Regions from separate parts of the Homo sapiens genome. Here regions 2 and 3 are each linked to region 1. Evidence: chromatin loops called from intact Hi-C (ENCODE). Cell type or tissue: PC-3. All regions are shown on one strand. Each heading gives the region's core, and the rest is flanking DNA. Links, peaks and the distances in the headings are about the cores only.

Evidence for each region. Peaks named below come from ENCODE experiments on the same cell type or tissue, not always from the same donor. Only the 100,000 strongest peaks of a DNase experiment are listed, where the experiment ranks them.
Region 2: it touches region 1 in a loop (3-fold over the local background); 2 of 110 quality-filtered maps call a loop at or near these places.
Region 3: a loop joins it to region 1, with 8 times the contacts of the local background. A loop is called at or near these places in 4 of 110 quality-filtered maps.

The regions. Positions count from the first base shown.
Region 1 is chr20:19,826,035-19,832,407 of GRCh38, forward strand. The region is part of intron 2 of RIN2 (Ras and Rab interactor 2); the gene reads left to right. Among named protein-coding and RNA genes, the nearest start is that of RIN2, 71 kb to the left of the region's middle. RefSeq lists a silencer at 2,387-2,556. In PC-3, for the core only: a CTCF peak has its summit at 2,444; DNase peaks (open chromatin) are centred at 667 and 2,337; H3K27ac peaks cover 3,498 bases.
Region 2 is chr20:20,007,537-20,013,909 of GRCh38, forward strand. No RefSeq gene overlaps it. Among named protein-coding and RNA genes, the nearest start is that of NAA20, 6.6 kb to the right of the region's middle. In PC-3, for the core only: no CTCF peak of the experiment used is centred there; a DNase peak (open chromatin) is centred at 3,305; H3K4me3 peaks cover 872 bases; H3K27ac peaks cover 1,102 bases.
Region 3 is chr20:19,684,545-19,690,917 of GRCh38, forward strand. SLC24A3 (solute carrier family 24 member 3) reads left to right here. Exons shown (of 17, transcript NM_020689.4): 12 at 556-817. Among named protein-coding and RNA genes, the nearest start is that of RIN2, 71 kb to the right of the region's middle. In PC-3, for the core only: a CTCF peak has its summit at 4,002 (motif pointing right); a DNase peak (open chromatin) is centred at 4,047; H3K27ac peaks cover 367 bases.

The DNA of each region.
Region 1 (6,373 bases), core at 417-5,416:
CATAAAAGTATGATTTATAGTCAATCTTTGTTGCTCATGCTAATATATGCATTATTATGGTTAATATTTTTAACAATAACTTGCAAAGTGCTTTGCATGCATTTATTTAGTATGCTGTTAATTTCTAAACAATGTACTCTGTAAAAGGAGGTGAGTGACTATTTGCATGAATACATTTTATCTTGACCTTAGTAAACCAGGATTTTAAAAAAATTCTAATAATAAATAATTATGAGAATAGCTAGCATTTATTAATCATTTATTATATTACACACATTGTGCTAAGAAGTGCTTTTTCATGAACTATTTCATTCAATACCCATTTTACAGATGAGGAAACTAAGGCACGGGTAACTAAGTAACTGCTCAAAGTCACACTCTTAGTGATTCCCTGGGGTGGCCCTTCCCTGTTTTCATAGTCATGGAGCCATAGCAAGGATGTAATTAGCACATCATATCCATTAGCTTCTTCTGCTATAGATTCAAGTTGAAAAGAGAGTAAATTTAAGGAAAATTCACAATCCTGTCTGATAGTTGGCAGCAAGCATTGGGAAGGCAGTACATGAATGACTGGTGTTTAGGAAACACTGATTTATAAGATTTGTCATTCTCTCTGCTTTAAGTCATCTATTAGCTTAACCTCTGTTCAATCCTTATCCTGGTTTAACTTCTTAGCAAACATCCTGCGCAGGACAGGCACGGAGGGAATCTTGGGGCCTACTCCTGTTTGGTGGCAATCCATCAACTGTGGCTCCTGTGTGCAGGCATTTAACTATTTTCTTGTCATCCTCTTAGGCACAAATTTTTTTCTTGCTAAAAAGGTGTCATTATTTGTCAACTCCCTATTTGAAATTCAGATCCATGCAACAGTTTTTTTCTAATTTTATTTTTGTTATTGTTGGTGGTGGTGGTGGTGGTTTTTCTATTCGTTTGGTTTTGGGTTTTTTTTTTTTTTTTTGAGACAGAGTTTCGCTCTTGTTGCCCAGGCTGGAGTACAGTGGTGCAATCTAAGCTTACTGCAACCTCCGCCTCCTGGGTTCAAGTGATTCTCCTGCCTCAGACTCCCGAGTAGCTGGGATTACAGGCATGTGCTACCATACCTAGCTAATTTTTGTATTTTTAGTAGAGATGGGGTCTCGCCATGTTGGCCAGACTGGTCTCCAACTCCTGACCTCAGGTGATCTGCCTGCCTCGGCCTCCCAAAGTGCTGGGATTACAGGCGTGAGCCACCACACCCCGCCTTTTTCTAATTTTCTAGTCTAATAGCCCTGCGAAGTACATAAGGAATATGGCTAAACTGACATAGCTTGTCTTGGGAAACCCAAACTGGACCCTGGGCTTGACCACGTTTTGGCTAAGATACACCATCTTGCAAAGAATTCCAAGAGCAATCATCTCTCAAATGGCCCTGGAGCCCACAGCTTCATAGCTGGAGAAGTCTACTGCCTTCTCTGTTTTTGAAGCCAAGGACCAACATTATCTACCAGCTTTGTCCAGCCCTCTTTAATTCTCCTGAGTGCTTGAAGGTGATCACAAATAATCTCACATGCATTTAACTTATAACCATAGTGTGGCAGTGAGTCCTCCAGATTGGAAAAGAAAATGCCTATAGAAGATCCAGGTACGCCCTTATGACCGCCAAATTGACTTCAGGATCCAGTCCCGCTTTTTAATGCTGGTCTCCTCTTCCTGTCTTACAGCCTTTAGGTGTTCAGCTGATGTAAATTAATTGCTCCCATTGTCAAGGACTTTAGTAGGTTTGCTTTTCTTTTTTTCTTTTTTTTTTTTTTTGCTGCTAGTCAACCACATTGTGTTCCAAAAGTACCTTTAAAAAGGTATTTTATGGTTTTATTTAGCTTTGTTTTATTTGTAAAATACCCTTCTCCTGGGCTGTAGGCTTCTAGGCATTATTCACACAGATCCAGCACACTGTTTGGGGTACACTTAAGCCTCTAGAGCCCTTACCCATATTTGCATGCTGCCCAGCTGTGAGTTCATTGCAAAGGTGCAGACTCACCTGCTTGTGATACCTCTCCCTCTTAGCTACTGACTTATTTGTGGTGTCAGAACCCCATTTTCAAGAACTTCCCATTCTGTTTGATGGGAACGAGGGCACTTTTTATAGACTCCAACTCACCTTTAAACTTTGTGAAATCTCTGTTTGTAAACCACAAAATTTATCAGCACAACTGAGTTTCCCATTCCTAGCTTTTGTGAACATAAGGATGACATAAGAATTTCCTCTTACAATGCCTCTCACTTCCACTTCCCCAATCAGTTCCTCCCCGTGAATCGGAAGTAAGTTGAGAATAGCAGCTCCACCCACAGCTTTCTGATCCTTCTGAGGGCTGAATCTGCCCACAAGTTAGGTCAAGTGTGTGTCAGAAATGGTTTTTATCACAGAGACACTATGAGAATATGTGCGGACAGCTGAGTCTGCCACCTGTCTTTCTGCCTGATTTCTGCAGCAGGAATGAATCACTCACTTCCTGCGTTGATGGTGGCTGTGGCATCCTGTCATCACAGTAGCCCTTTTATTCTATTCCTCCATTCATCTCCATTATCTTCTAATATGAAAACCATTATGTAGGTGCATAGATTTATTTGTCCTTGACTTAACAGAGACAGCTTAGTACTCTCCAAAAGAAAAGAAAAAATATGTTTCTTATGAATGGAACATGATAAAATATGCCATCTCTTGGTTGCATTCTAACCGAGTGTCCCATTCCCTGTGATCTTGCTGACTCCTAGGAAGTTCTGCAGAGCTGATCATTTCCTCCACCATCCTAGGTCCATTTTTGCTTGTTCTGCTCTGTATGATCATTGGGATGGTCCAACCGGCTACGTCGTCTGAGGCTCCCTTTGCTAACTGGCTTCCTGCTAGGCTTGGTTTGGCTCATGTGAAGCCCTGGTTGATAGGGTGGGTGGAAGGAAAGGAAAAGCCAGGGCATTTCACCACGTTTAATATACTAATGATTCAAATTTGTGCCTCAGCAAACATGCAGATTACCTGGGATCCTCAGCAGAGAATAATAGCTACCTCTGGAAATAGTAGGCTCATGAATGCTAAGAGGCTACTGAAATTGCCACCTATATGATGGGACGCTTTGGGTGAGAGGTTCATGGAGGTTCTGATTGATTGGGTTCTTGAAGAGTACATGAGCATTTTCCTGGCAGATCTACTCATGACAGACATCCCAGGAAGACAGAAGAGAAGATGAGCAGTTATGGAAACCCAAAGTTGTATGGCGTGCTTGCAAATTGGATTAACTTATTAATTTGTAGGACTTTGGGGGCATGATAGGAGATGAAGCCAAAAAAAGAAAAAAAAATGGATTGAATCCAGTATATGAAGGACCCTCTGTAATAACTATGCTTTCTCCCAGGGGTGAGTTCACAGGAGCAACAGAGAGCTCTAGAGTGAGGAGGGTGGGAAGAACAATTTTGTATATCATCTACGTTGTATACTGGGCTTCTATAGGCTGTTGTGTTTGATGAAAGTGTGCCGGCTTAAAAAGTTCAAAAATCCACTGTTGTGACTATAGGAAATGTATTGGTCAGGGTTTTTAGATGCATACTAGAGAATCGCCTCTAGCTGGTTTAGGCAGGGAGGGGTACTGAGGAACAGAGTTCCCAAAGTCAAGGGATGGATCAAGCAGTGGGGTTTAGGCTGGGCTTCCCAAGTGACTCCCAGAATGGCCCACCAGAATCAGCCCACCAAGGGGTTGGCCACTACGGAAGGGGTCAGGAAGCTGCTGAATTGGGAGACCCCCTCAGGGCTGCTGCTCAGAGCAACTCCAGCTCTGCCATGGCCCCTGACCACAAAATGATGCCCCTGACTCTGTCTCATTCCCTGCATCACTCAGTTCCCAACAAAGCCTTGTGGGAGCCCATCTGCGTGGTAGAATCTAAATCACGTAGCCATATCCCAGCAGCAAGGAGGCCAGAAAATGAGGTTTCTGTTGTCTTATTTTTGCATCGTATGTTGGAAAGACAGAAATTATCCTGAACGACACTATCAAAATACGGATTGTGATCAAAAGATTTGGGGGATACCCAAATGATAGCAGTCCACCTCAGGAAGACATATTTTCCAAAGGAAGGGAGAGTAGGATGAAATTTGCATTTTAAAATATCATTTTTATGAAACCATTTGTTTTTTAGCCAAGGCCAATCCTGATGACTGTGTGAGGTCATGAGACTGCTGGTTTCTCTAACTAGCTTCACATTTTTTTTTACCAAGTTCTCTAAAGCCAAGCTAGCTTTTCATTAACTTTTATGCCAGGCCTCAAATCTTCTTTTACTTACATGGCATGACCTTAGAATCCTTTCTTGGCCTCTCTTTCATGCTTCATTCTTGTGCAGTTTGGTGAAGACCCCCTGCACTCTCAGGTGTAGCATCTTCCTGCCACATGAGGGATACCTTAATAATATGACCATCAGCCACAAGCCTCAGCCCTTTCCAATGTCATGTCCCACAGTGCATAACATACCAGCAAATGTTTATCACAACCTACTCAAGGCCAGTCATTCAGTTTCCAGGACTCTCAATGAGGTTGGGCCGGAATTTCCTGTTGCTGTGGAATAAAGCATGAACAACTGCCACATGATGTGTTGCTAAAATGAATGCAGTATCATTAGCATGGTGGACACTGTGATGCACCACCAGATGCCCCTTAAGGAGGGACTTGTTGCCCGGCTGCTGGGAGTGCTGACCATGGGGAGTCTATAGCTGCCACCAGCCCCTGCAGGGGTACCTTGGCTGAAGGGGGCTGCCTAGGCAAGGGTCATGCCATGCCCAGGGATACCCACATCCAGCGATGACTGATGCTGGTGGGGGTACAATGGCATAGCCATCTCACCCCACCTCGGGACACCCCTATAAGGTTGACTCATCCTGAATCCTGAACCTCATCTCCATGTCCCCGTGTCCACTCCTGCTTCCTTCCCATTCCACAGGCACTGATCCCACGGGCGCTCCTTAATAAGTCTCTTGTACCCTAAACTCTGTCTCCAAGTCTGCTTCTGGGAGACCCCAACCCATGACCATCAGCCTCTTCTAGAAGTACACAGATGCCCCAGCATGCCACACTCCGGGTAGATACTCCACCCTCCCAGGGCACCCAATTCACCTTAGAAATGTGAAGCTGCCAACTGCTCTCAGCAAGGAGATGTCTGGTACTTGGTGCTTGGAAGTAGTTTCGTTCGTCTAAAAACGTAACATAAATTTTTACATTAACATTTTTTAACCTGAAAAAATTGAATTCTAGTTAGTGATATGTATGTTAGAAGTATTTAGTGGGAAGTACAGACATCCAAGTTTTTCTTTTAAATGCACCAAAAGTAAGATGGATTGAGGGATGCGTAGAGGGAGGTAGAGATGGAAAAATATGGATAAAACAAATATTGTAAAATGTCAGTGGTAAAATCTTGGTGGTGTGTATGTGAGTGTTCACTGAAAAATTATTTCAATTTCACTCTGTTTGAAACTTTTTATTTTAAAGTATTGGGAAAATAAATAGGTGTGACTGAATAGGAAGAGTAGACCGAGATTGTTTTATGAACTGATTTCAAAGATAAAGTTAAGCCCGTCAAGTACTTGAGATTATATCAGTGTAATTTCCCTGATACATTTGAACCCATCGTTTATTTAGCAAACATTCGTTGAGCAGGTACAATGAGCTTGGATATACAGTAAGTGTTCCAGGGAGGACAAAGAAATATAAGAGCTATATTCTGCAAGTTTATTGTAGTAGATACAATAAATACATATGGAAAGTTAAATAGTAATAGTTCATATCACCCTAGACATAGACTTTTAAAATACATGGATTCTCCTTCTTATAGGAGATAGCTACAAAGCAAAACACAAACAAAAACAAATGCATGTATTGGTTCTACCATACAGATAATGTTTCTAGCAATGAATAATAACAATTATAATAATAATGATAGCAGATCTTACACAGTGTTCGCCATGTACCTGGCAGTGTTCCAAGGGCTTCACCTATTTCAATGCATTTCATCCGTACACTGTGTGGTGGTGAGAATGTATCTGCAGATTTGCAACTAAAGGGGACGTGACTGGCCGAGGGCACCACCTGCTGTGCTCTCTAATCCATCACTAAATTTCTAAGCCAGTGGCTGAGCCCAGTGGGGATACTAAGGCAAGCACATTCCCAAGGACGCAGGCGGCCTCTGATAGTCATCGCTGGCTCTGTGACTCCCAGATGGCCTTGCCAACCTTTCTAAGCCAGCATGGTGATCTAGGATGCTGTCCCCAACCTTCCTTCCTCCCCACTCTCCTTTACAGAGACAAGACCTGTGTGGCATCCCGATGGCTCTCCCCACCTCCCTAGACTGCCTCCCTCTT
Region 2 (6,373 bases), core at 521-5,520, 180 kb after region 1:
ATTATGAGAGAATGCATTTATTTACCAGATTGCAGTTTCCGTCCATTTTATCTTTCTCACTCCCATTTTTCTCTGCAGCCTATTGATGTACGATCATATGCAGAAAAGACTTATGCATCTATTATCTACTGAAAGAAAAACTACAGAAAACAATAAAATGCTAGAGACTCTTTAACCAATCAGAAAAAAATACGTAAGTGAAGCAGCTACGACATCACAAAGCTTCTATTTTTCGCTAGCACATGAAAATATGAGACCTGACAAATTGCAAACTCTCATTGAACAGATAGTTTAGGGTTTTGCCTTGAAAACCATAGTCCACGGATCAAGCATCACATCTTTTGGGAGTTTGTGAGAATCTCAGACCCCTGGCAGACCTGCTGGATCAGAATCTGCATTTTAACAAGATTCACGAGCACATTAGAGTTGGCTTGAGAAGCATTAGTTCAAGGTATATTTGGGGCCTTGGCATTTGTGCAGCTGATACAAATACACAAATGTAGGAGGTGTGCTGCTCTTAGAACCCTGCAGGAAAGGAGAAGAAAATAGCTCATAATTGTTTTGCTAAGAGTAAGGCATAACTTCATTTAAAATCACCTACATTATGGACAAAAGGCTTAACAAACAAATGTCAGGAACCAAGTTTTTACCTCATTATATATATTCAATTATGTTCTTCTTGCTTTGACAGGGAAAAGGGGCTTGAAGGGCGTGGGGAAAAGATTCTGAAAATTAGGTGGGATTGCTGAAGTCAAACTTAATGATTTTGCTGAGTTTGCTGGAGAGTGGCTTCTCTCACCTCCAACATCTGTATGAGGGCAAACAGGAGCAGCGGAGGGGGATCTCTCTGTCCGGGCCAGCTGCTTGCACATGCATGTGTGTGCACGCACGGATGTCGTCATGTAGTCTGCACAATTAGTCACATTGTCTGCATGTGACATGGGAAGTTTATAAGCTTTTTTATTTTCTTAAAGAACAGCTGGTCCGGCCACAGTGGCTCACGCCTGTAATCCCAGCACTTTGGGAGGCCGAGGTGGGCAGATCACCTGAGGTCGGGAGTTTGAGACCAGCCTGACCAACATGGAGAAACCCCATCTCTACTAGAAATACAAAATTAGCCAGGTGTGGTGGCGCACGCCTGTAATCCCAGCTACTCAGGAGGCTGAGGCAGGAGAATGGCTTGAACCCAGGAAGGGAAGGTTGTGATGAGCCGAGACTGTGTCGTTGCACTCCAGCCTGGGCAACAAGAGTGAAACTCTGTCTCAAAAAAAAGAAGAAGAAGAACAGCCAACTTCCTTTTAAAGGCATTTCATTCCCTGAGAATCTACTAATCATAAGACCCTTTTACTCACCAACTTCGAAAAACAAAGATGTGTTTAATAAAACCTCTTCGGTGAGCAAGGAGTGGATGATTTAAAACATCGCTGGAAAAAGCTCCTGTGGAATCCCCAGCAGACAATTTCAAAGGGAAAGTATGGTGAATTTCGCAGAACTCTTTCATTTCTCCAGGTAACCATTGTGGACAATCCTGAGCCCTCATTTGTTTTTCCAGATGACACTGGTTTACTCACATGATTTTGCCTTATGTTTTTCAAGGGGAAGGAGGATTTTAAAAGAATAAACACAATACATGGTTTTCAAAATCAAATATTGGAAGACTTGCAATGGAAGGCAGCAGCCCCTGAGCCTCCTCCCAATCCCATTTCTGTTATCTCCTCCCCTAAACTACGTCTCCAGCTGTGTATTCATTATTTATCTCCATACTTCTAAAAAGATGCTGATACTGCTGCTTATTGGTTTCTTTTTCTTTTCTTTCTTTCTTTTTTTTTTTTTTGGAGACAGAGTCTCACTCTGTCCCCCAGGCTGGAGTGCAGCGGCACGATCTCAGCTAACTGCAAACCACCTCCCAGGTTCAAGCAATTCTCCTGCCTCAGCCTCCTGAGTAGCTGGGATTACAGGCATGTGCCACCACACCCGGCTAATTTTTATATTTTTAGTAGAGAAGGGGTTTCACCATGTTGGCCAGGCTAGTCTTGAACTCCTGACCTGAAGTAATTCACCCACCTCTGCCTCCCAAAGTGCTGGGATTACAGGCGTGAGCTACCATGCCCGGCCTCTTTTTCAATATTAGACATTAATAATTGATTCCATATCATGGAAGGTGAGGATTGAACCTTCTTGTATGGTGGTCCTCTCCTTAGGGTGACCATGTAGCAGCCTGGTCATATGTCAATGCCTGTGGGGCTTTTCTCCTGGGTCAGGTGGTTTCCCCACAAGAAAATTCTCCAGTATCCTACGGGCGCCGGGTGCAAAGTGGGGTTAAATTTTGTTGCCAGCGTTCTAGGAGCTAAGCAGGCAAGGAGCCTGTGGGTTTTCAGCTTTCCGTCTGCCAGCTTTCACCTCCTCCCATTTCCAATGCAGTGTCTCAACGTCACTTTTCGCTGCCTGTGCTCTGACGGCTCAGGGACATGGCTTCTGGGTCTCTCCAGGAGTGAGGCGCTCATCTTCTCCCTTCACTCACACCTGCCAGAGCTCATTCCTGAGCCCGCTCAGACGCTGCATAGGGAATCGATTGCCTTGCTTCCTGCTGGCTTTTCCGCCTGACATTGGTTAACATCTAGCTTTCTCCTGTCTGCTGAGTTTTCAAGCCCGCAAAATTTTGTTACCAGTTCCCATTGGCTGCTGTCTCCTCTTCCATTCTTTTTGTTCCTATGGATGTATGCCCTTTTAAAAATTCCTTTTTAAATTTTCTTTAATTCTCATTTTAGTGAGGTATTGGTAGGGGAAAGATAGGTAATGCAGCCTGCCTTGTTTAATTGAAACCTGTAGTTTTAATAAGAAAAAAAATAAATAATAAAATAATAAAGAAAGAAACCTGTAGTTTTACATTTGAATGGTGAATGAACTTATACATCCTAGTTAGCAAAACTGAAAATAGATTATTACAATGATAGGCCAGAGTCAATGCATCTATCTTATCCAGTTATTATTTTATATAAAAAATTTCTTATATGAAGTCATCCAAACATCCAAGCTGTTTAATTGTAAAGTATGCTGCCTAGGATATATCAAAATATATATTTACTGTGCACTTTGTCCTTTCCATATAATCTGAAAGAAAAGAAACAGAGCAACAACAGATGAACCATCAAGCTGTTTGCTTGTTTTCAATGTGGAATTTTGCAATGATGGATGTGAATCTGGGTCAGCACTGTTTACAGAGAGCACATGGTGTTTTGTTTCAATGAGCAGGAAAATGTTTGCCATTAAATGTGGTAAAAGCTTGTAGTTTTTTCCAACTAAGCAGTAAAAGAAATTACTCTGTGTAGAATGATAAATAAAGAGTTCTATGAGTCATCTTTAATGTAGGGGAAAATGTGCAGCCGGGATAGAAACAGTGTTTTACTGCCGGCTAAAAATAAAATCAAATGCACTGAAACAGAAGTCAATAACAGCATGTCCTAGAAGCCCAAGTAACTGTGGGGTTTAACGTAGTTCATGCTTTTCAAATATACTTCTTAAAATGATGGTGACAAAAATGGAAAGACTATGCTGATCCTTCCTTCTTTCCTTCCTTCCTTCCTTCTGTCCCCTCCCCTCCCCTCCCACCATTATTTATCTCCATACTTCTAAAAATATGCTGATACTGCTGCTTATTGGTTTCTTTTCCTTTTTCTTTTCTTTTTTCTTTTTTTGAGACGGTGTCTCACTGTGTTGCCCAGGCTAGAGTGCAGTGGCACAATCTCAGCTTTCCTTCTCCCTTTCTCCCCTCCCCTCTCTTCCCTTCCCTTCCTTTCTTTTTTAAAAACACCATGCTGGAGTGCAGTGGTGCAATCATGGCTCACTGGAGCCTCAAACTCCTGGGTTCAAGGGATCCCCCTGGCCTTACCCTCCTAAGTAGCTGGGACTACAGACACATACCACCATGCCTGGCTATTTCTTCTTCTTTTCCTTCTCCTTCTCCTTCTTCTTCTTCTTCCTTTTTTTTTTTTTTTTTTTTGTTTTTGTTTTTTTGTAAAGATGGGGTCTCGCTTTGTTGCCCAGGCTGGTCTCCAACTCCTCAAGCAGTCCTCCCACCATAGCCTCCCAAAGTGCTGGTGATTCTTCTGTTTAAAGTCAGATTTATTAAGGTATAAGTTTGATAAAGTAAAATTGACTCATATTAGTACACATTTGATGTATTTTGACAGACTCATTTGGTCATGTAGCCACCACCATGATCAGTCCCAGCCTGGGCAAACATTGGTCTGTTTTCTTCTGTTCCTATAATTCTGCCCTTTCAGAATGTCATATAAATGGCTGGGCACATTCACTCATGCCTGTAATCCCAGCATTTTGGAAGACTGAGGTGGATGGATCACCTGAGGCCAGGAGTTTGAGACCAGCCTAGGCAATATGTCAAAACCCCATCTCTACTAAAAATATAAAAATTAGCCAGGTGTGGTGGTACACACCTATAGCCCCAGCTACTCGGGAGGCTGAGGCAGGAGAATCGCTTGAACCTGGGAGGTGGAGGTTGCAGTGAGCCGAGATGGTGCCACTTCACTCCAGCCTGGGCAACAGAGTGAGACCCTGTCTCAAAAAAAAAAAAAAAAAAAAAAAAAGAATGTCCATGTAAATGGAATCACAGGGTACACAGACTTTTGATTCCGGCTTAAATATTCATACAGATGTTTTGATAAAAACGTAACTTTTCGTTTCCCTGGGGTAAATGCCCAGGAATGCAATTGCTGGGTTAAGTGATAGTTGCATGTTTGCATGTTCAATTTGTAAAGAAACTACCAAACTGTTTTCCAGAGGGGCTGCACCATTTTATATTCCCATCAGCTATGTATGAGTGATTCTGTTTTGAAGTTTTTAGTACATTTCAGTGTTAAACTGCTGAAATTGTCAGATTCACTAGGTTTAAAACACATGCACTGTTAAAAATGTTTTATTTCTGAAAGTGTTATAATTATATTTCTAGAAATGTTATAATTAGACTCCAGCATAAATTAAGTCGCTGATACAAGGGGGAAAAAAACTCATGCTGGCCTTATTCTTCTCCCCCAGAAACTTTAAACACCAGAAAACAATGGAGTAATGATGTTTACAAAATCTTGGAGGAGAGAACATGGGATCCAGGAATATCCAGCCAATATTCCACTTGAGCATCCTAAGAGACAAGGGCGCTCTGTGAATAGAGCACCAGCACCATGAGCCCGAGGAAAAACAAAGCACAGCAAAGTCAAACAAACAAAAGCTCAGCAGAGAAACCCAGCCAACCCATACATGCATCAGAATGAAGAATGGAAAGGGAAAAGCTGTAAGAAGAAACAGGAATGACAATTACATCCACTCAATCATAGACTTAAAACCAAACAACTAGGTGATATATAGTTGAAAAACTGATGTGGCTTTATAGAGAATGGTGGCACACGCCTATAGTCCCAGCTACTCAGGAGCTGAGGCACGAGAATCGCTTGAACTTGGGAGGTGGAGGTTGCAGTGAGCTGAGATGGTGCCACTTCACTACAGCCTGGGCAACAGAGAGAGACCCTCTCTCAAAAAAAAAAAAAAAAAGAAAGAAAGAAAAAGAAAGAAAGAAAAAGACCAGTCACGGTGGCTCACGCCTGTAATCCCAGCACTCCGGGAGGCCAAGGCTGGTGGATCACAAGGTCAGGAGTTCAAGACCAGCTTGGCCAAGATGGTGAAACCCCGTCTCTACTAAAAATGCAAAAAAAGTAGCCAGGCATAGTGGCGGGCACCTGTAATCCCAGCTACTAAGGAGGCTGAGGCAGAGAATCGCTTGAACTCAGGAGGCGGAGGTTGCAGTGAGCTGGGATCACACCACTGCACTCCAGCCTGGGCGACAGAGCAAGACTCTGTCTCAAAAAAAAAAAAAGGCCTCGTGTGGTGGTGCACACCTATAGTTCCAGCTACTCAGGAGGCGGAGGCAGGAGAATCCCTTGAACCCAGGAGGCAGAGGTTCCACTGAGCTGAGATCTTGCCAGCGCTCCAGCCTGGGAGACAGAGCGAGACCCTGTCTCAAAAAAGCAAAAAAACAAAAAACAAAACAACACAAAAAAAGAGTAAATAGTGCCCTAAATTGAAATTTCTATTAAAAAATCTGATTTTGACCATTAATTATCCTCATTAGGAGATTGAAATTACATTTAATACATATATAAGATAATACTATACATATCTTAAACTTTACAGGAAACTTTTAGGAGCTTTTATTTTGTGCTGCTCAGCAATCTCTTTATTTTCATATTTATTTATTTATTTATTCTTTGTATTATTTTTTAATTTTTTGAGACAGAGTCTTGCTCTGTCACCCAGGCTAGAGTGCAGTGGTACAGTCTCGGCTCACTGCAACCTCTGCCTCCCG
Region 3 (6,373 bases), core at 896-5,895, 140 kb before region 1:
CATTTATATAGAAAACTCCCCTGTTCCTTCTCCCTTTCACCCACATTTTTCTTCTATTCTTCCATTTGAATAAAGCCCCCTGATATGAACTTGCACAGAAATTGTTTCTAACTAAGGGTTACCTTAGTTTAAAGTAATCCAGAGTCCCTGACTTGAATTTTGCTGTGCATTCCTTTTCTGGAATATAGCCTTATTGATACACTAGACCAAACACAGTTGTGCAGCTTTCTCACATAGGGACCCAGGAACTCCTGCAGTCTGGGGAAGAAAGATGACATCACAGTGCACAGAGTGTCAAGGAACTGCACATCCCCTAAGAACTTTCCTCTAAAGGGATTTGCAAGTTCTGATGGGTCATAAAAGACTAATCTTTCCTCCCAGATGGAAGTTGTCTGGAGTTGGTTATCACATTGAGAGGCCCCTTAAAACTTGACTCCAGGGTCTTCTGGAAGCATATCGTCAGCTGCCAGGGAAAGATCCCAACAGCTCATGTTCTGAGTGTAAGGTATTTGCAATCCCTCTGACCGTGGTAAGAGTGCGCCTTTCTCTTTCCAGAGACAAAGATTGATAAACAGCAGGGCTTATACCAACGGGGAATCTGAGGTGGCCATCAAAATCCCAATTAAGCACACCGTGGAGAATGGGACAGGGCCCAGCAGTGCCCCAGACAGGGGCGTGAATGGGACACGGAGGGACGATGTTGTGGCTGAGGCTGGCAACGAAACAGAGAATGAAAATGAGGACAATGAGAATGATGAGGAGGAAGAGGAGGACGAGGATGATGATGAAGGACCGTACACACCATTCGACACCCCCTGTAAGAGGTTCTATGTCTGGGCTGGGGTTGGGAGCTATTTTGAGCCACTGAGTAGATGCCCTTGACTTAGATTATCTTTTTACCATTCAATTTTTTAAAATCTCTGTATGAACATGAGACTATGTATATCAAGTCTCCTTTGGGCAGGACTTTGTTGTAGAAGTTCAAAGATGGCCAAGATGGGGGTCCATGATCATTGCTTGAAATGTGAGCTCTTTAACCAACTCTGTTTTGTGGAAGTGTTACTGAAATGTCAGGGATTTGTTCTAGGTCCTGCTCATCAGTACACAGAAAGCCAGTCACTGAGACAACGAATATTGCCAGGGAAGAAGGCTTTAATCAGGTGCTGCAGCTGAGGAGATAGGAGATCAGTCTCAAATCCATCTCGCTGACCAACTGCAATTGGGGATTTATATAGCAGGGAAGGAATGTAGCTACCTTCCAGCAAGCAGGAATTAGGGAGAAGTAAGGAAGAGGAATTGCTCCGCAGGAAATAGGCAGTCCATCAGGCATCACGATGAAGGAGAGATCTGACTCCTCATTGTCCAGACACAATGATCTGGTGAGTTTCAGTTCCTTGATGCCATCTGGGAGGCCTAAGGGTCCATTTCCTGAGAAAAGAGCTCAGGGAAGACAAATGTAAGTTTCGCAAGTTTTAAAGCTGAGAGAGAGTCAGTTTTTATATTAATTCAAAAGAAACTATAAGCATCAGTTCTATGGGACAGTTGGGCTGGTTTCAGGGGACGGTCTTATCTTACTTAGCTGTTCTGCAGGAACTTTTGGTATGAAGGAAGAAATGCCCATGACCCGTGTGGGCAAGGCAGCTTGGTGCACAAAAGGAGAGGCACGTCACTCACCTCCACCCATCCCATTGCACCTAGCCGGGAGAGCTGTCCTGCCAAGGCCAGCCTGGTGGATGCCAAGGCCTGAAGAAGCTTTCAGGACCTCAGCCACCAGGGTGGTGTCCTCCTCTCCCAACTGCTGCCTCCAACAAGGACTTGGTTGTTCCAGAAACTGTTTCACCCCACCCCACCCATTATCAGAGCAGGTGGTCCAAGCCCAAAGAATTCAGCCTATTTGCTGGACCTTCCAGAAGCTTCTGGCTGTTTCAGGGAAGAGTACACTAGTTTGATTCACATGGACTGTCAAGTGTGTGAGGCTCAGTATACATGTGCAGCAACCTCTTCGGGATGTTTGAATGTGCAGGATTATCTGAAGAAACGTTTGATTGACTTGAAAGCCCATTTAATGATAGGACATGGTGCCGAGTGTCAGAGTCCTGTGTTAATTTTGGATGCGCAGGGTCTTGCTGTGCTCCAGGGGAGCTCCTTTCTGTCCAGAGGACAGCAAGTAAAACTTGAACCAGAGATGCCCCTGTGCCCACTCAGGGCACCCAAGATCTCAGCCTCTTCAAGAACTTATCAGAAAATATTCATCCAGATTCCTATTCCCCCAGGTCCCTTACCTCCCACCCAAAGCTAAATCATTACTTGTTAGTACATTATCTTCATAGAAAAAATGTACACTCGTTCTTTATCCATTTTGCCACCATCAGATATATTTCTTGGCAACCTTTCCTATCAACCAAGACAAAAACATCTTAAGGATTAAATGGCAAAACACTCCTTTCCTCCCTTGTAAACCCTTCCATTCATTTTCTGTTGCTGCATAACAAAATGCCACATATTTTGCAGCTCAAAACAAGACCCTCTGATTAGCTTACAGTTCTGTAGGTCAGAAGTCCTGCTGGATTCTGTCTCACAGGCCGTAATGAAGGTGTAGCCAGGGCTACATTCCTTTGCAGAGGCTCTGGGAGAAATCATTACCAGGCACCGGTTCATTGCGGCTGTGCAGGTCCTTGATGGCTGTCAGCTGGGGATGTCCCACTGTTCCTAAAAGCCACAGAGCCCCTCCACCTTCACCTGGATGTGTGGAGCTCTTCCCGCCATCATTCCTAATCTCTCTGGCTCCCCTTTTGCTTTTGAGGACTCTTTGCAGCTAGATCAGGCACCTGCACAATCTCTCTACCTAAAGGTCAACTGTGCCATACAACACAGCAGAATCACGAGGCTGATAGCTCATCCCACTCACAGACCCTGAGAATCTTAGGGACCTGTGTCTAGAATTCCACTTACTCAACCCCTGTTTTCAGAGTCCGCCATTAGCTGGCCATAACCAAGCTCCAGTAATGCTTATTTCGCTAAAATCTTTCACTAATTAAACAGTCGAGCCAGTGGAAGTTCTGTAAGTGACCAAGTTCTATGTTAGCATCTTGGGAGCCCAGAATCCCCAAGTGCACCCCTCCAGGGGACAATGAAAGATGTGTGTGTGAGATGAGACCAAGTCTGGCCCAGTGCCTGGGCCTCGTTACTGATTGGGACCAAGCACCCCTTTCAGATCCCTGGTTCCGTATTTCTCTCCTGGATGAGAGCTAACTGTGGGGTTTCAAGGTCTTTGAAACTCGTGCTCGCCACCCTCTGTCTCACTGTGATTAGGTTGCAGATGATGGAGGCCTCAGACCTTCCAGCCACACCTTCTGGGCTCCTGTGTATGAGGAGACATGGCTGCAGGCATCTCACCCCCAACAGATGCTTCACCTGAGGCTCAGGAACCCCACATCCCCTCCTGTGTCCTTCCTGAAGCACAGACAGGAGAGAAGAGACGATACTCTGTGTGGTCGTACCATCCCGTGGGGTCTCCATGTCATTCAAGGGCTCCCAGCTGCCAAGATAGAAAGCAGAATTCCAAGTTCTTCTCTAGCAGCCCTTCTCACCAGGGCTTCCTTAATGAAATGCACGTTCTGATTCAGGAGGTCTAGGGTGAGGCCCGAGTCTGCATTGCTAATCAAGAACCGGCTGCCCCCCATCCTGTGACACTGACGCTGCTGGTCTGTGTGCCACACTTGGAGCACGGAGAGGCTAGAGACCTAGAGGCACTCAGCAATCTTCCCAGTTCTTCTAAGATGCGGGAAAGCCTGATTCAGAGCCCGGGTCTGCCTTTGAAAAGAGTGGGCTCCCCCAGTTACAACTGTCTCTTCCCCTCCACCAGCTGCTAAGGAATCCCAGGCCCAGAATTAGGAACTCCATTTTAAGGCAAGGGGACTGAATGTCCAGCCAGGCCCGCTTCCTGGGGCAGGCAGGCCTCTGCTTATGGGTGAGAAGCCTGTCGGGTGCTTCCGGCCAGCAGAGGGCATTGAGAAGCCAGGGAGTCAGTTCTGGGAGCCCCAGATGGGTTCCTATCAAGTCAAGTTCCTGTGGACTGAAAAAGATCCGTCCACATGATGAGGACATTTTTCTCTCTCATAGTCATTCTGCAAGGCATGAGTACCCTGTTTCTGGCACCCAGCCACAGTGCTTTCTTCTCTCAGGACTTGACTATAATGGGTATGATGATTACCAAGAAAGTAATTATTTAGGAGTATGTGAATACTGTTGTGAGTTCATATATGTACATATATGTACAGTGTGCAATTTAAGATTGATATAACATAGTGTTAACATGCACATGTATACTGTGTACACTTAATATATTGTATGCATGTATAATATATGTGCAGATATTAACATATTTATGTTTATATATGTATATACTATATTATAGGTTATATACACACAATATACACATATACATCTACACTTGGTATATGCACATACATACATATAAACGTGCAGCTATTGTTATCTCTTGGGTGAAGAAAGCCTTATTGTTGACAGACAGCAAAAGAAACCTTTTCATGTGTATGTAGGTAAACACATTTCCATGGGAAAGAAAAACTAGAAGGAAATACACCAAAATATAAGTAGGTTTTTCCAAAGCAAAATTATGTTTTTTCTGTATTTTTTACTTTAAAACAGTGTACATTTTTATTGCCGATATTATCGGAACAAATGTATATGTTTAGGTCTAGGTCTAAAATACTGTGCAATAACTTTTTCTCTCTTTGATAGAATTCAGCTTTCTTCAAAGCTGACTGAGGAACATAATTTAGAAACAAATCCTTTTGCTTGTTAAAGCCAAGTCCAACTCAAAGGGATACTATCATGCTTACGGGCCAGCTCCGGCCCCTGGCTTCAGCTCTCAGTTGCTGGCTGACTTTTGTGAAATCAGGTAATCACCAACACATCAGGTCCATGGTCAGGGAAGTTTTTTCTCTTAATTCATTGCTGTACCCCCAGGACCTGCAGCAGTGCCTGGCACAAAATGGCATAGAGGACATTCACAGATATTTATTAAATGAATGAATGAAGAATAAACCTATCCCCCTTGTTGCTCTATTTTGACCCAATGGTAATAGAGCAGAAGATGGAAAAATGTCCAGAAATGTTGTTGACTCAAAGAGGAAAGGAAACCTTTTTAAACCCTTTATTCAGAAATGGAAATTAAGGGCTGGGCGTGGTGGCTCATGCCTGTAATCCCAGAACTTTGGGATGCAAAGGGAGGATGCGGATCACCTGAGTTCAGGAGTTGGAGACCAGCCTGGCCAACATGGCAAAACCCCATCTCTACTAAAAATACAAAAGTTAGCCAGGCATGGTGGCACACGCCTGTAATCCTAGCTACTCAGGAGGCTGAGGCAGGAGAATCACTTGAACCTGGGAGGCAAAGGTTGCAGTGAGCTGAGATTGCACCACTGCACTCCAGCCTGGACAAAAGAGTGAGACTCTGTCTCAAAAAAAAAAAAAAAAAAAAAGGAAAATTAAGACCAGCTAAAATGTGGGTGATCTTTATTTGACTGCCTTTGTTCCTCAAAATCATTTTTAAAAAACACCTTTATATTTGTTATATTTGCTGCATTACATTTAAATATATGATTCAGATAATGCTCATTGAATTTCTGCTTTTAAGGTTCTGTTGTTACAAAGGGGCAATAACTTAAAGAAAGCATATATGTCATTGAAAATGATGTTTTCCAGATATAATGCCCTCCCAGTGTCCAGTCAGAAATTTTTAAAGCAGTTGATAAAAACTCAAAATTCACTGGCACTAACTTACACTTCTTACAACTTTGTCTAATCAATATCATTTTCCAAGCTCTTGCACTCGTAAATTCTGACTTCATTTTTTTCTTCCCTCTTTTTTTTTATTTTCTGAAGAATGTGAAAGAGCCAAGTTGGGATCATTTCTCTTCCTCTTCCTGTGTTTCTTCGTAATCTTTGATTGGGTGTGTATTTTAAACTAAACCGAGTTACTCTGTCCGTTTGAGGGCATCAGCCATATGGAAGGCCGTTGAGGGGATTCTAGGAGGTTCCACATGGGTAAATGCCTTATCAGCACATTGCGGGATTTAGGAATGTGCCAAATTCCAGGATGCATTTGGGATCCAAAGAGCTGGCCATATCCTGGATTCTGCAGCATCTGGAAGCCCCTCTCCAAACAACTCTCAGCCAGGCTTCTTGATTTACAAAGCAAGCACAGTCTCTATGTTCTCATCATTCACTTGACCATCTCCAAAGCTTAAATCTAACAAGACTCATAGCAGCTAATAGGAAAACACTTCTCTTTTCTTACTATTTTTTTTGTTTGTTTGCTTTACTCTGTACTTGTAAATTGGATAGC